Linked DNA regions of Mus musculus: region 1 is linked to region 2. Evidence: chromatin loops called from intact Hi-C (ENCODE). Cell type or tissue: heart. All regions are shown on one strand. Each heading gives the region's core, and the rest is flanking DNA. Links, peaks and the distances in the headings are about the cores only.

Region 1 (5,376 bases), core at 217-5,216, 61 kb after region 2:
GTGCTGAAGGGCAGCGAGCATGCATCCACATAGCCAACATCAGCATCCCTCCCAGGGCCCTTGTAAAAGGAAACCTCTGCCTCTACTAATCAATGGCTTCCTATAGCCTCCTTCCCCAGACCTTGGCTGCCACTCCACACTCCGGGGATCTCCTGTGAGTGAAATTCCAGTGTTTGTCTTTTTGTAATGCGTTTATTTCTCTTGGCATCCTATCTTCAAGGATCATCCACATGATGGCCAAGTATTAGAGTCTTCTTTTTTCTAGGTTAAATAGTAGCCTGTTGTGTGGCTGTCTTGTGTCTACTGCTGCACCCAGAACCACATGGGAGACACCTTGCACTAAAGGGATGATTTCAATGAAATAATCTATTTGGAGCATTCTTCGAGGCAATACAAAGCCTTTTAGAAACACTAGCCACGTCTCCGGAGAGACTCCACCAGAGCCTGACAAATACAAAGGCGGAAGCTTGCAGCCAACCATTCAACTGAGTGTGGGGTCCCCGATGGAGAATTGGAGAAGAGACTAAAGGAGCTGAGGGGGTTTGCAGCCCCATGGGGGTATCAACAATGTAAACAGGCCAGACACCCCCAGAGATCATGAGGACTTGACCACCAACCAAAGACTACAATGGAGGGACCCATGGCTCCAGCTTCATATGTGGCAGAGTGTCTTAGTCAGGGTTTCTAGTCCTGCACAAACATCATGACCAAGAAGCAAGTTGGGGAGGGAAGGGTTTATTCAGTTTACACTTCCACATTGCTGTTCATCACCAAGGAAGTCAGGACTGGGACTCAAACAGGTCAGGAAGCAGGAGCTGATGCAGAGGCCATGGAGGGATGTTACTTACTGGCTTGCTTCCCCTGGCTTGCTCAGCCTGCTCCCTTATAGAACCAAGACTACCAGCCCAGAGATGGTCCCACCCACAAGGGGCCTTCCCCCCTTGATCACTAACTGAGAAAATGCCTTACAGCTGGATCTCATGGAGGCATTTCCCCAACTGAAGCTCCTTTCTCTGTGATAACTCTAGTCTGTGTCAAGTTGACACAAACTAGCCAGTTCACAGCCTCTCTGAAGAGTTCACAGAGGATGGACTTGTCGGACATCAGTAGGAGGAGAGGCCCTTGGGAATGCCAGGGCAGGAAGGCAGGAGTGGGTAGGTGGGGGAGCACCTTTATAGAGGCAGAAGGAGGGGGCATAGGATAGGGAGTTTCCAAAGGGGAGATCTGGAAAGAAGAAAATATTTGAAATGTAAATAAAGAAAATATCCAGTAAAAAAAAGAAAAGGAAGAAAAGAGAAGAGAAAAAAAGAAAAGAGAAAAAAAGAAAAGAAAAGAAAAAAGAAAGGAAAGGAAAGGAAAGGAAAGGAAAAGAAAAGAAAAGAAAAGAAAAGAAAAGAAAAGAAAAGAAAAGAAAAGAAAAGAAAAGAGAAACAGTAGCCATTGCCATGACCAGGCACTGACATTCTAAATCTACTCCTGTGGGGCTTGGGAATGTGAGGCCACACTTTCTCTCGTGTACACACAGAGCTGAATAGACACCACTAGTCAGGGTTTGACATCACCCGTGATGATATTCTGAGTTTATACCTGAAAGATGCCCACCCCTGCCTGGCGAGAAGGCTGTCTGAGGATCTGCTTCTAGGAGACAGGTGGGTCTGCCCTGTCACTTTCTGGAGACAAGCAGAGGTGAGAACTCCCGGCTTACCAGCTGGCCTTGGTGGCCTTGGCTTTCCTTGGGAATCCCCTGCTTCCCCACAACAGAGTCACAGCTCAGAAGACAAAAGGCAGCAGAGGCATCCATCAGCATGACATAAACAGCAGAGAAGGAAATGGAGGGGCAGAGGAGCCGCTCACCTATGACACTCACACTCCCATTCCATACCTGCAGAAAGCCGGGGGCTTTAAATGGGCCATTTGTCATTTCAGGAACAAGAAGCCACTTGCAATATCTCTTTGAAGAGGTTACAGATTAAGATTTAGTATCCTAAACATGCGCAGCCATCTCCCTTGCTCTCTCCTCTCTTCTCCTCTTCCTCCCCTCCCTCCCTTCTTCCTTCCCTCCCTCCTTTCTTCCTTCCTGTTTTCATATGTGAGTGTGTGTGTGTGTGTGTGTGTGTGTGTGTGTGTGTGTGTGTGTGTGTATACATATGGAAGCCAGAAGAAAACTTTCAGGGGTTGCCTCTCATGAGCCGTCCACCTTGTCATTTGAAACAGCGTCGTCTTTATCTTGCTTGGGGCTTGCTACCCGGCCTGGCTGCACAGTGAGCACCGGCCTCCTCCTCCTGCTTCCCCAGTACTGGGATAACAAGCGCATGAGTCTGCCCCCGGCTTTGTTTACATGCTTATACTCTAGGACTTCTCCAACCGAGCCAAGGCTCCAGCCCCCAGCACCCCATCTTTCTTGTCACGTGTTCATGGCAAAAAGCCAGGCCCCAGGATGGCCCCGTACCAGATGTCCTCCCTGTGGCAGCACGGAGGCATTGGCAGCTGTTATGAACCCCTGGGAGGGCCAGGAGGGAGCACGGGAAGGAAGGAAGCTGTTAAACCTTTCCACAAAAAAAGCCAAGAACATCTAACCTCTGAGTGGAGCCTCATAGTCTGAACGTTTGACGGGGCTTGCTCCATCTTCTGCTGCCATATTTGGACAGCTCAGCCCAGCAGCCTTTGAAACAAAATAATAATCGACAGAAGAGAGTCTGGGCCTTGCCAGCTGGGAAAACACAAGAGCTCCCCTTCAGAGGAAATCGGGCCTGTCTATTAGCAGGTCAGGGACCTCGCCCTGCTAGCATTTCTGTCCCTTCTGCCTCATCAAGACATCTGACAAGGGTGACACCCTCTGCTTTCACCCTGACAGGGAAGAGGCTGTCGATGTGCCCACCCTCCTGCTGAATGGTGTTTTGCAGATGATCCTGAATACCACAGTGATTACAATAAGTAATAAAAGAGGCAAAACACCGTTACTTCTGTCTTGATACAAAAGGAGCAAATTACATGGAAACCGGAAACATCAGCCAAGCACACAAACAGAATGAGTCACACAGGACTTCCTCCACGAGCACTGTTCCTGTGAGGCTGCAAACCCTCGGGTCCACGTGAGTGCTTACGCATGTGTGCGTGATGTCTTCAGGCAAGTGTGCGTGTCGGCAAAGACGTCTTGATGAGTAAACACTTCGACTTAAAGTAGATGTCAGCTGTCAAGATAAGCCAAGATGCTATGAGATTTCACCCGTTTGAAGAAGGTCTGGTAGCTTCCATGTCTTCGGTAGGATTTTCCAGTACTCCACCAAACAGATTATGGAATCTGTTGTAAAAGCTGGGGATGCTGCAGACCCTGTAGAGAATCACGAGATAAGATCCAGCAACAGAGACTAGAAAGCATTGCTTACCCGGCACAGGGCCCGGGCCAGGGCCAGCAACAGGGTCTCTGCAGGACACTTGGTGGGCACTGATTCATATGGTTCAAGAAACCAGGTCTCCTCATGGCCTTTCTGTCACTCCTTCCAGCTCTCTGGGCCCAAGAGAGGTGAATCCCAGGTCACAGGGGAGATAGTGACAGGGAGGGAAAGAGGAAAAGGGGTGAGTTAGCACTTGTTGGCTGTGATTCTAGAGACTTCAACACTTTCTCCGCAGCTCCTCCTGGGCATGGCTGAGATGACAAGAGGAGACAACTAGAACCTTCCCTTCTTTATTATATTCTCTCATCCTCAAAAAGAAGAGGGTGATGGGGACAGAGGGCAACAGGCAGTGGGACGCAGTAGAGCCAGCCAGGCATCATCTTTTCTAACACAGGAATGTGCTCATCTTATATGATTGGTGTGGCACCGTGCTGCCTTCCTGAGGAGCCCACTCTCTCTCACTGCATCATGAAGAAAGGCTTGGGAGGGAGGGAGGGGGCTCAGTGGAGGAACGCTTGCTTGCCTTGCACATGCAAACCCCAGTTCAGTATCTCCAGAGCCAGAAGGAAACTCCTCACATGCTAGGCACATGAAGAAAACAGATCACAAAGATATTTTTCAAAGCATTAAACAGACTTCTTTTTGAAGAAGCTTTACTGAGGTATAACTAATGTCTTTATTTCTGTGTGTAGTGTGTGTGTGATGCACGCACATGACTGTGCATGGACATGCACCCATAAATGCACGTGTGCTCACCAGAGCAGGACACCATGTGTCTTTTCTATTGTGCTCATTCTTACCGACTCCACACAGGGTCTCTCACCAGATAAGAGGCTCTGGACTCAGCTAGGCTAGCTGGACAAGCACTCTGGAGGTTTGGCTGTCTCTGGTCCCCAGGGCTGGGTTTAGAGCCACACAAAGCTACCACCAGTTAACTCCCCAAATGCAAGCACTTAATGTACAGATGACTACAGACATGTTTGCTTCGTTCGTGACGATCTCACTGAATCCAAGGTAACAGACATCATCTCCATCACCTCAAAACTCCCGTGTACCCTCTGTGGGTTTATTGTTTCATTTGTGTGTTTGTTTGCTTACTGTTGTTGTTTGGGGTTTTGTTTTTGTTGTTGTTGTTTTTGCTTTTTTTTCTTTCTTCTTTGGTGGTAACCAAATCTTGCCTCGACCTCACCAAGCCTTGGGATTTCAGTCATGTGACAGCACATCTGGCTTCCTCATAATTGCCACACTATTAGCCACACAACTGAAAGTCAGGCCAACTGGGAGTAACACTCCCGACTCCACCCCACCCCACCCCCTGCTTCTCACCCTCAACCCCAGGCAACCACGCTGTAGTATGCACTTCTGTGGGTTTATTTAAATACTTTGGACAGCAGGATCTACCCCTCTGTGACTCGCTCATCTCACTTAGCCTCTTGATTTCCAGGTTCTTCTGAGTTGACAAAAGCATCCAGGCTTCTGTCTTTTTAAGGGTTAACTAGGCCGGAGTGTGTGTGTGTTCTGCACTGCCATTACCTAGTCACCTCTCATGGGCTTGAGCAACAATGCACTGGTCATGGAAGGACAAATATCTCTTCAAGATAGTAGGTTTAAACCACATGGTGGTCCACACCTTTAATCCCAACATTTGGAAGGCAGAGACAGACGGATCTCTGACACTTAGACCAATTTGGTCTACAGAATGAGTTTCAGGAGAGCCAGGGCCACACAGAGAAACCCTGTCCCAAAATACAGGAACAAACAAACAAAACCCCAATTTATTTTATTTTATTCTCTCTATAAACATACACACACACACACACATGTATATATGTATGTATGTATGCATGTATGTATGTATACCCAGGACTGGGGTTGTTGGATCATATGATGGCTCTGTGGTTTGGTTTTGGTTTTGTTTTGTTTTGTTTTGTTTTGTTTTGTTTTACAGTCTCTATGCTGTTTCCCACAATGGCCACATCAT
Region 2 (5,376 bases), core at 64-5,063:
TGTTGTTTGATGGAATTTGAGCCAAAAAACAAAAATGCAGGCTTTCCTATTTCTACAACTGATTGTACTTACGCATTTTGTACCAGTGGGATTTTTTATACTGGAGATTAAAAAAAAATGGAAATTTTTGTGGCTTACTCTTGTGGGCCCCCTGACAATGACTGATTTCAAGTTTGATTTCTGGTTGATAGGAAGAAAGTTGCTTTTCCTTTAAGAATTAAAAACTTTGGCTTGATTTCTTTTTTTCCCTTTGCTTATATCTAGCATTAGAATTTTGTCTTAAAATACAGCGGTAAGTTTCACTCTTTATTCTGTACTGTGCAGTTACACAATAAGATAATTAGATTTAGAAGTACTCAGTCACTTTAAGTGGATAAATGTATTAGTTAAACTTTAGGAGTTTGCTTTTTTGCTGTTTAGATCGAAGTTTTTTCTGACCCTTCTGTCCTCATTGTGAACATAACCGTGTAGTTGAAACAGTCAGACTTATTTTTGTAATGTATGTTATTGTGTGATGCGGTTTTTTGCTTCTGTCTCCAATATTAAACCATTTTCCTAATACTTGTTTCTCTCTCTGCGTGTTGTATTGTTGGTAATCATTCTGTGTTGGTGACACATCTACACAACCTCACTGTTGCACGTATCTGTTCTTTTCTTTATGTTGTGTAAAAAGATACAGTCGATTCCACCTAAGTGAATATCTGATTTGGGACACGAAGAAACTACACATCCCACCTCTGGTTCATCCACAGCCTACCCCTGACTGATGCTTCCAAGACAATACGCCTTTCCCTCTGATCCCTCTAGGACCGCCTAGAGGGCTACACTTGGCAAGGCATTTTATGGTCTTTTGACCACACATGTTCTTTCCTCTCCCCTCCCTCCTATCCACAGTTCCTAACATCCGTGAAGTCTCTCCTATAAACCTTAAGAGGGACAGAAGCAGTAGACCCAGGGCTTCTTCATCTACCTTCAGGTACGAAGTCTCATGACTACAGTCAGGGTTAGAGAGGGTTAGAAAGCCCTTATAAAAGAGGCACACCCTCAGGGAGAGGTAAAATAAAGCCAGCTGGCCAACAGCGGGCAGCTAAAAACCATTAAGCTTAGGTGTGTGCTGCACTGATCAATGGGTATGTATAGAAGTGCATTTCTATTCGCTCATCAATTTAATCCAGGAGTAGCTTCAATTATTACCACTCACAGAAGTGGGAAGACTTCCAGGTATTCAATGAGGGAGGTGGGGAGAATTCTGCTCAAGTCCTTGCTGTCTGTTTACAAAGGGGAGCTCAGAATGCCATAGGTCCATTGTCGTCCCCCCTCCCCCTCCCCCCCCCCCACCGCAGTAGACACAGGATAGGAAGGAGATGTGCTCTCACTGTACCCAACCCCTGATCAGAGAAGAACTGCCCCACTGCCCATGCTGTGACAAGCCCTCCCCGCTCTACTGTCTACTTGCTCAGGAGTCTGGCTGCCCTCAAAGAGTATTTCCCATGGCTATCTGCTCCCTTCTCTTCTCGCCCGTGCCAGGACACCTGAGCTGGTGTCAGCGAAAGCTCTGGCTGCCCACCCTCTGGTTTCAGCTGGCCCCTCAGGCCCCTTTCTTCAGTCAGGTCAACAACCATGGGCCTACCAAACAGAAGAAAGGTGGCTCTTTCCCTAGGCCAAACCTCTCACTGGGCATGAGGTTCCGAGCCCTGCTCCTACTCTGACAAAAGCTGATTCCTAGTGACACCTGTGCTGGCTTTCTCAGGGCGGGGCCTGCTTGCTCAGTTGCCTCTGAAAGGCCACTGCTTCACTAGTGAGGGAAGACCAAAGTGTGGTTTCTTTTTCTTTTCTGGAGGAATGGGCGGCATCAGGGAGGGAAGGCCTGGGAAAGAGGATGGTAAAATTTGTTCCAAGATGTGTTTCTTTTTGAAATCCTAATATGACCACCATTCAGCACAGGGCATGATGTTCGCGCACTGAAAGACAAACTGGGCTTTTCTACCGAAGACACAAAGGCTCGGTCCTGTAAGCACTTGTGACTATAAAGTCAGCCGCTGCTTAAATTCACACTCAGCGTTTATTTTTTGTGTAACTCCCACCATGGTTGTGAGCAGGTCTGCCCATGCACAGGCCACCATGAGAAGCCAGACAACTGTCAGCATTCACTGGCTGATGGAAGCCATATGCCTGCCAGGCCGAAGCAATGGGGTGTGATCTGCAGGCTCGTAGCTAGCAGGCTAGGCAATGCAGTGAACACAAGCGGACCATGCATCGTTCCTGATAAGTGAATAAAACACTGTGGCCAGACAATCAGCTTATTCACTTATCAGGAATCGACTGTTCTACTAATTCACTGGTTTTGTTTTTCATTCTGTTGTAGTTCACTATTTTTGCTGTGTTCTGTTTTTTTTTCCTCTCATGCTTGGGCAAATTCACTGGAGATATTACCTTCATGTGACCATGAACCGTTTCTATCGAGTGAAAATGGTATCTTAACAAAATCTATGCACTTGCTATCAGGAACACAATACTGGATGTGTCTTATATATATTGAACTATATAGTACTCGATTTCTTAAATAAAGCTTAAGAAAGGATTTGTGTGCAAAGTGAATGTGATTCTTTCTCAAAGCAGTGTCTTTAAGGGGTATTGTTCATTTAAGTCTTCAATGATATAGGATATTTTTCATTAAAATTATAGCATTGTCTTTATGAATTAATATTCAATAAATGGACTTTGGAAACAAAAAAAGTGAAGGGGGAAGTTCTTCTGAGTACATTTTAGCAAGGGCCTGGAGACCTGTCTTTTTGGTGGCTGTGGCTAAACTCTAGCCAAGTGCTGTGTGCAACAAAGCAAAACAAACAAACAAAAAAACACAATCCTTTCACCTCCCAAGACCACTAGAAAGTACCTATCTGCATCCTAGCCTAGAAAGCCCACTGCCTTCTGAATGTGTAATCTCCTTGGGCTCTGAAGAAAGGGACAATAGAGGGATGCAGGCCACTAATGGCAGCGTGTGGGTCAGATGAGGTGACACTAAAGCCATTTTCTGTGGAGGACATGAGCAGTTCTATTCTGGACGACAGAATGAGGAACAGCAGAGCAAGCGTTTGATCATTCTGGGTGAGATGGTAAGATTTCAAAGTCACTCCTTGCGAGAGGGAGCAGGCCTGAGTTTGCAGGCTTTCCAGGAAGGCCTGCTGCTTGGCCCTTTGAGAGGATTTTGACTTTTTCTACAGGCTTGCAGTTTGAAAAAAATGGCATTTCTATTGGATCTCTCCACCTTGGAGCATTTTAAGTTAAATTTGTTTCACTTTCTTGCATATGAGTCTAAGAAAAACTAAATATCTGCCTGCACAATGGCACAGGCATCTATCTAATCCTTTATGAAACAGATCTTACCCTTTATGGGGAACAGAAACTCTTCTTCCATTCTCTGTCTCTTCCCACCTCAAATTTCCAATTTCTAAACCTGTAACACACCCCAAAACTGAATGCTTGTTGTCAGAGGCCAGGGTCAGGTACATGTTGTCAAATCAAGGGAGGGGCTTGATAACCTCCCCTTGGTGGCACCGTGCTGTCTAAAAGAGGTAACATTGAAAACATTGGTGTGCTGGATCTGGGCTCAGCCATTAAGAGCTGGCCATTCTTTTAAGACCATGTCCAAGGCCATAGGCAGGAGAGCTGTAAGCCTCAGCAGCACAAGAGACATGCAAGCTAGCACATTCCCCTCTCAGTAGGTCAGCAACCCGGAGTCTGGAGTGTTCCAGGCCTGGGAATTCAGGGTGCAACAGTTGTCTCTGAGTTGATCAGTGCCAGGAGCTGCTTCATGGGGAACAATGACATTTTCTTTAGCCTTACTGATGGTCACTAAACCAGCCTGGTATCAGCTTCTCCTTGATGCTTCAGAGGGATATGTTTAAGACAAAAATGTGTGTCTATAAACAGAACACACACAGGCACTGTGTCCTGTAATGAGTCACCTTAGCTTAAGTCCCACATAAGGATCTCCAAGTGTGGATTTGCTGGAGAGCCCAGTTTGAATGCCAGCTCTCTCACTAATTACTGTTGTAGCCTGTGTGTGTTTTAATTTCACCATTAACATAACAAGGTGAAACTACCTAGTATATGTGAGCACACTCAAAACAGTTGGATTTCAACATAACTGTTCAGTAAGACTCAATGAATGAATAAATAGCAGCACAGTCAAAGCTTGGCACTCTGCTTGCTGTCCTCTCAGGCATGCCTAGAGCCTCTCAAGGCTCTCCCTGGGTTTCATGGGTAACTCAGTCATGGCTGGCTAGAATCTACAGTCTTTTCATCTGAAAAGACTGTACTACCAAGTCCTAGAACAGATATTTCCCCTTCCTAAGAAATTGTCCAAAGGTGACAACTGTCCCCATGAAGCCAGCAGGCTGCTTAGGACCTGAGACAGCAAATTAACACATTATTCTCACACCAAGCTCCTCCCAGCTCTTCCAGTTTGTAGCCAACACGGAAAAGACAAGGTCACCTGTAGGTCTGCCTCTCAGGGACTTGCAGATTCTAGACCTTTCCAAGGCAAATTGATATCTTTAGCAACAACCAGGCTAGGTTTGTGTGTGATCGTGCTGGGGAGAGCAAAGGTGGGTCTCAGAAGTACAGAGAGAGCTGAGTGGAGTGCGCGCTATGTCATCCTAATTAACCAAAAATGCTCTGTTTCTGTTGTTTTACTGAGCACCATGTCATGTTTCATTTAGAAAGCCAATTTTGTTAGTCAAAGCACACATAAGTTACTGCTTGGCCACAGAGTAACTGACAGCAGCTTTTCACTACACGTGGAGCCTCCTTCATCTCCCTGTAAAACTTGGTAATACAGCACAGCATCTGCTAGTCACCAGGTACTGAGCACATGTGCGTGCCTGTCTCCCGGCAAGATGCATGCTCTCTAAGGGAAGGGACCAGCTCTTATCCTCCCTGTATCAGTGCCTCATACAGAGCCTGGTGATCATGGAGGCAGGGAAAGAGGATGGGTCAGAGGGCAGACAGGATGGATGCAGGAATGTGGCCAATGATTTGACTGGGATGATAGCAAAGCATTCTTTGTTAGATGGGAAATAACCCAGGAAATTCATAGAGAAAGAGGTCTGACTGGAATGGGTTGAGGATGATAGAAATTAAAAGCCTCATAGCAAAAGTCAGGAACCACTTTGGGAGGCCTAAGACAGAAGTGATAATGAGGAAGAATAATTGTGCTTGTGAGCCCCAAATATGCAGGAAGAAACTTCCCTCTGAGTCCTTAGGCACTGAGTCCTCAATGGCAGGATATGCCTGTAAATGGTTCAAATCCACCTTGGTTCTACTGCAGATCTCTTTTAAGTGATTTTTTTCATCCTTTCAGGGAAGTTTTCT

The links. A loop is a pair of places that touch in the nucleus more often than their neighbours do. Peaks named below come from ENCODE experiments on the same cell type or tissue, not always from the same donor. Only the 100,000 strongest peaks of a DNase experiment are listed, where the experiment ranks them.
Region 1: a loop joins it to region 2, with 2.1 times the contacts of the local background. A loop is called at or near these places in 6 of 42 quality-filtered maps.

Annotation. Positions count from the first base shown.
Region 1 is chr2:6,476,196-6,481,571 of GRCm38, reverse strand. It overlaps Gm13391 (a long non-coding RNA gene), which reads right to left. Exons shown (of 3, transcript XR_373980.2): 3 at 2,953-3,331. Gm52546 (a long non-coding RNA gene) reads left to right here and starts at 3,480. Exons shown (of 3, transcript XR_003953993.1): 1 at 3,480-4,409; 2 at 5,344-5,376. In heart, for the core only: a CTCF peak has its summit at 2,458; DNase peaks (open chromatin) are centred at 1,751, 2,431, 3,091 and 3,451; H3K27ac peaks cover 2,153 bases.
Region 2 is chr2:6,537,054-6,542,429 of GRCm38, reverse strand. It overlaps Celf2 (CUGBP, Elav-like family member 2), which reads left to right. Exons shown (of 14, transcript NM_001110228.1): 14 at 1-2,736. Among named protein-coding and RNA genes, the nearest start is that of Gm52546, 62 kb to the right of the region's middle. In heart, for the core only: no CTCF peak of the experiment used is centred there; a DNase peak (open chromatin) is centred at 2,149; H3K27ac peaks cover 810 bases.